Regions from separate parts of the Homo sapiens genome. Here region 1 is linked to region 2. A link is a contact called in ENCODE Hi-C data. All regions are on one chromosome and are shown on one strand. Each heading gives the region's core, a stretch centred on a gene start or an enhancer-like site at or near the end of the contact. The rest is flanking DNA. Distances are from core to core; before and after follow the strand shown. Region 1 overlaps ACOXL (acyl-CoA oxidase like). Region 2 has its middle 72 kb from the start of MIR4771-2.

Region 1 (2,807 bases), core at 25-2,524, 630 kb before region 2:
AGTCTTTGCTTACCTTCTCCAGAGCTTTCCTCTGTCTCCCTTTGTGCTTGTTGATTTTACTTCTTGTAGATGGGTTTTCTGTACTTTTCATTTCCCGCCAGTTGAAGCGGCCAGGATACAGCTATGTTTCATCTTTTCAGTAAGGCAGAAAATAGCATGTGCCTTGGGTCTGACTGTCTGTGGCCTGTTCCTGCTTTCCCTCGTGGCCTGTATGTTTGATCCATTTCACCAGCGCATGGCCCACCGTTGCCTAACTGTGATACTCAGCTCCCCAACCTCAGGAAGAGAAATAGTCACCCCTGCTTCAGAACATGGTGGTGAAGAGAGCCATCTTGGGCTACTCAAAATCCAAAGACTTAGAAGGAAAAGCTCAGATTCATTCTCAACCCTCCTCTCCCCAGAGCACTTGGCTACCAGAAAGATCCAGCTGCCACTGCCTGTCACCTTTCTAAAGAAGCATAGTTTTTAAGACACAAGACTATTGAGCAGGTTGGATTTTAAAAATTGGGAAACATCTCCAAGCAGTTTGGAAGGAAAAGAGACTCTGATCTTGAATAACCTCCTCAGGGGATCAAAGAAAAAGACCCACTAAGATGAACATCCCCCCTCTTGCCCCATTCAGGTTAAGTATAAATAAGACTTGCCCACCTTGGGAGACCTGAGCTCACACCTGCTGCTGATGACATGGAGGAGACTGAGCAGGGGAGCCACAGGGATTAGAGATGGGCATTGTTCCAGTCTGGCCCAATTTTTATTCACTTTCCTATTGCAAGGAATGCCCTTAGAAATTGCAAAGCCATTGCATTTTGCTAATGCTAACAGAAATTCCTTAAACTAGGAGATTGTGCCACTGCCCATCAATTTTACAAGGCAATAATGCAGATCCCAAGTGGCTAAAGTCTGAGGCAGAAGGCAGAGCACTTCATCACAGTGAGAGAACTGGGTTGTTGCTGGGGGAAGCTGTTCTGATATCACGCTGGTATTACCATGCATTAATAAGCTTTGTTCATCTTCTCTGACACTGGAGGGCCAACCCTTTTGCTTCATCTTCCTGCTTATTATGCAGCTCAGGCCATGGAGATGGGCTGCCTGCTTGTCATAAATTGTAGGCAAACTCCCTTCGTTCTGTTGTTGGTCCCAGTGGGCTTGAGCTCCTGGGAACCAAGGCTTTCAGTTCCACAAATGCACACTGAGCCCTGATGCCAGGCTAGGCCCTGTGGGGAACTCCAAGATACATGAGCCACAGTTCCTGCCTTTGTGATCGTGTTGTGGTCAGGGAGAAAGTCACATGGCCTAATAATTATACCAACAGGCAGAATGTGTAACAGACAGGAAAACAAACAGCTGTGGGAACTCAGGAAGGGAAGGAGTAACTTTCAATGAAAGAACAGGGAGATCCTTGGACAAGGTTTCAGTACATAGACACTTAGAGAATGCAGCCGTTTCAGCCTGGAATTTGCCATAGCAAAGAAGAGGGAGCCCAGAAATAAGAAGATGACACACGAAATATATGTATATGTAACCAGAATAATTTAACCATCCTAAAATAATCCTTTATGCTATGGCTCCATAATTGTTCTCTCTCTCTTCCAGCAGCCCCTGGTAACCAATGATCTATTATTCTTCATCACTATAATTTTGTCTTTTTGACAAAATTCCATATAAATGTAATCATACAATCTGTAAACTTTTGATATGGACTTCATTCACTCCGCATGATGTCTTTGAGATTCAGCCAAGTGGTTGCATTCATCAACAGTGAATCATTTTCATTGCTGAGTACTGGTCCGTTGTGTGGATTAGCAGAGTTTGTTTTTCCATTCACCCTTTGAAGGACATTTGGGTTATGTCCAGTTTTTGACAATTGTGAGTAGAGCTGCTATAAGTATTCATGTACAGATTATTATGTGAACATAAATCTTCATTTCTCAAGGACCAAGTTTCTTACCTCAACATTGGCACTGCCAACCTTGACATCTGGGGCCAGATACTTTGTTGTGAGGGAACTGCCATGTGCATTGCAGAATGTTTAGTTTATCCCTGGCCCCTACTGATGCCAGTAGAACTCTGCCAATTGTGGCAATCAAAATGTCTGCAGACACTGACAAATGCAAATATCATCCACACCTGAGAACCACTGCTCTTGGTTAAATACCCAGGAATGAATTTACTGGATTATATGGCAAGCATATAACTTTAGAAGAAACTTTTTGTTCCTGATGTATGAGAGATCCAGTTACTCAGCATCCTAGCTGACACTCAGTATTGTGTATTTTTTATTTTTCCTATTCCAATAGATATATAGAGGCATCTTACTGTGGTTTTAGTTTGCATCTCCCCAGTAGCTGATGCTGTTGAAAATCTTTCGATGTGCTTGTTTGCCATATGTATCCCCTTTAGTGAAACTGATAAAATCATTTTCCCATTTTTAATTGGATAATTTGTTTTCCTACTGTTGAGCTTTGAGAGTTATTTATAGATTCTAAATACAAATTCTCTTTTGGATATGTGACTTTTGCAAATATCTTCTCCCATTGTATAGTATGTATTTTCATTTCCTTATCAGTGCCTTTTGCAGAGAAAAGTTTTTTATTTTGATGAAATCCAATTTATCCATTTTTCTCTTTCATGAGTTATGCTTTTGATGCCAAACCTAAGAACTCTTCGTTAAACCTCAAGTCATGAAGGTTTTATCTCATTATTTTTCTAAAAGTTTAAGAGTTTTTTTGTTTTACATTTAGATTTATAATTCATTTTGACCTGATTTGTCTGTAAGATGTGAAGTTTAGGTCAAGATATGCTTATCT
Region 2 (2,700 bases), core at 164-2,663:
GATTCCATTTATATAACATTTCTAAAATATAGACACGGAGAACAGATTAGTGGTTACGGGGGTTGGGGACGATGGGGGCGGAGGGGGTGTGACTGCGGAGGGGAAGCGCAGTGTCCCTTTGTGGCGACGAATCAGTTCTGTGTCCTGATTGTGGTAGTGGTTTCAGTGCTCTCCACATGTAATAAAATGTCATAAAACTATACACACACAATATACCAATGCCAGGTTCCTGGTTTGGGTACTGTACTATAATTATATAAGATATAACCAATGGGGGAACCTGGGTGGAGGGTACCCAGGACCTCTCTGTACTATGTTTACAACTTCATATGAGTCTATAATTATTTCAAAGTAAAAATTTAAAAAAACAAGAAGATACATAGCAGAGAGTCAATATACACATTTTCAACAATAAACATGTAGACCTCCTGAAAAAAACAAGCTTTTTTTTTTCCTTTTCCTCTTAACAAGGATGTGCACAACTTTTCCCTTGGAAGGAACTTAGACACACACCAATTAACCCCGTGATGCCTGTCAGTAATGTTGGAGGAAGAGAGACAGGGCCTCTCAGGTGCAAGAATTAGGATGTCCCCAGCCTGAATGCCAAGAAACTCCTGTGGCAGCCAAGCCCCCAGGGTGTCAGACCCCTGAAGGGAAGTCTGAGCTCCTCTTTCTTTCCTTAAGTGATCCTGGGAGAGGTCACAGGGCAGCAGGGCCGGGAAAATGGCACGTGGAAAGCGGTCACTTCAGAACCAGAAGGTGTTCTTTTCCATCTCATCACCTTCTTAAGACAAACCACTTTCCCTCCTTTTCAGTTCTATCTGAACCAACAGCTACAAATAAATAAACACCACTGTTTGCAAAGGCCACAGAGATTAATATTATTATTAATATTAATAGTATTAATGGAGTCTAATCATAGTAAATACATAGAGATGAAAGATCTTTCCCAAAGCAAGTTATTGATAACTATTAGGGTTGACAACTGAAAGATACATTTGCAATTTATTTTTGAAGCCACATAGATTCATTTCAGCCGACCCTCTAGTTATGGGACTAGACCACATTCAAGTTGCCTTTCAAATAGTACTGTAAAATTAAAATTTAAAAAGCATGTAGACGTGACTTTAAGGGACACTCAAGGAACTACCAAACAAGAGCTCGGCAGCCAACACCCTTTAGTGAAAAGGGTAGGACAGTTTGGGGTTGGCACCTGGGAAAATGGTCCACATGATGACCTTTGCAGGGGTGCTGCCCTGTCCTGTTCCCAGCAGCCTCGCCCCCTTTCTTGCCCGGCTCGCTCCTCCTCCTCCTCTGACCCTGTCAGTCAGGCGTTAACTGACCTTCCCAGGGCTGGGCACCTTCTATAGGAGCTTCCTCCCCTTCTCCCCGTCCATGGGAATGAGTCAGCAGGGTTTGGTTGGCTCCACTTCCTGCCTGTGGTTATTATAGCTGACTCATCAGACCATCCTGGGTACACAGTTCAGAGTCTTGATGCAATTCACTTCACGTTAGATCATATTTCTCTCCGTCATTAAATATTCTTGGAAAACATGATTTTCAATGGCTGCAAATATTGCCAGGACCATCTGCTTGCTGAATGCTGGTGTGCGAGCTGGCAGAACCTCCATGTGCTCCAGGTCTCTGATCCATACGTGGAGAACGCACACCCACATGTGGCCATTTGCTGGTATTCCGTCACTCACTAAGTCCCCAGCAGAGCTACTGCTCTGAGTCTAAGCATCTAAGTATCAAAACATGATACACACACACACACACACACACACACACACAGCCCTAAAACAAATGTTACTGTGATCCTGAAGCCACTTGTTTAAAGAAGTTTACTTTCTTTTCCACCTGAACAGTGATAGACAGCCAGTGTGCAAGTTCAAGGAGATAATATTAAAGAATTATTGGATCATAGATGTTTTGAAATAATTATGCTCACCACACATAAGATTCATTCAATAGGCATTACATGCCCAAAACACATAACAATCTAAAGGCTTTAAAATAAGGCAGTTTAGGCCAGGTGAGGTGGCTCACACCTGTAATCCCAGCACTTTGGGAGTCCGAGGTGGGTGGATCACAAGGTCAGGAGATCAAGACCATCCTGGCTAATATGGTGCCTGTAGTCCCAGCTACTTGGGAGGCTGAGGCAGGAGAATTGCTTGAACTTGGGAGGCGGAAGTTGCAGTGAGCTGAGATTGCGCCACTGTACTCCAGCCTGGGTGACAGAGCAAGACTACATCTCAAAATAATAATAATAATAATAATAAATAAAAAAATAAACAGAATAAGTCAGTTTTCTACCTATCTGAATAGATACTGTAATGTTAAAATTATCACCACAAAGTTCCTCACCTTTTAGGAACTCGAGCTGGTAAGGGTGAGGTGGACTTTTATAAACCCTCAGGACAGTGGCTGGGCGGAGACTTTCTTCACACAGTCCATCTTCTGGACTAAAGAAGAGAGGCCGGGCGCGGTGGCTCACGCCTGTAATCCCAGCACTTTGGGAGGCCAAGGCAGGTGGATCACCTGAGGTCAAGAGTTCAAGACCAGCCTGACCAACATGGTGAAACCCCATCTCTACTAAAAATACAAAAAAGTTAGCTGGCCATGGTGGTGGACACCTGTAGTCCCAGCTACTTGGGAGACGGAGGCAGAAGAATGGCGTGAACCCAGGAGGCAGAGGTT

What was found. Hi-C counts contacts between places; a loop is a spot of excess contacts on that map. Pooled maps may share reads with other maps.
Region 1: a loop to region 2 is called in a map of endothelial cell of umbilical vein, with 4 times the contacts of the local background. The contact joins two enhancer-like sites. A Hi-C loop is called at or near these places in 1 of 168 maps with a recorded cell type or tissue (endothelial cell of umbilical vein), 2 of 37 single-sample maps with no recorded cell type and 1 of 50 pooled maps.

Annotation. Positions count from the first base shown.
Region 1 is chr2:111,070,662-111,073,468 of GRCh38, forward strand. The region is part of intron 16 of ACOXL (acyl-CoA oxidase like); the gene reads left to right. Among named protein-coding and RNA genes, the nearest start is that of ACOXL-AS1, 44 kb to the right of the region's middle. Within about 2 kb of position 1,275, at least 9 of the 41 ENCODE cell types and tissues checked have a DNase peak (open chromatin) inside an H3K27ac peak, as active enhancers do; they include endothelial cell of umbilical vein, where a contact is called at or near this core.
Region 2 is chr2:111,697,623-111,700,322 of GRCh38, forward strand. No RefSeq gene overlaps it. Among named protein-coding and RNA genes, the nearest start is that of MIR4771-2, 72 kb to the right of the region's middle. Within about 2 kb of position 1,414, at least 20 of the 41 ENCODE cell types and tissues checked have a DNase peak (open chromatin) inside an H3K27ac peak, as active enhancers do; they include endothelial cell of umbilical vein, where a contact is called at or near this core.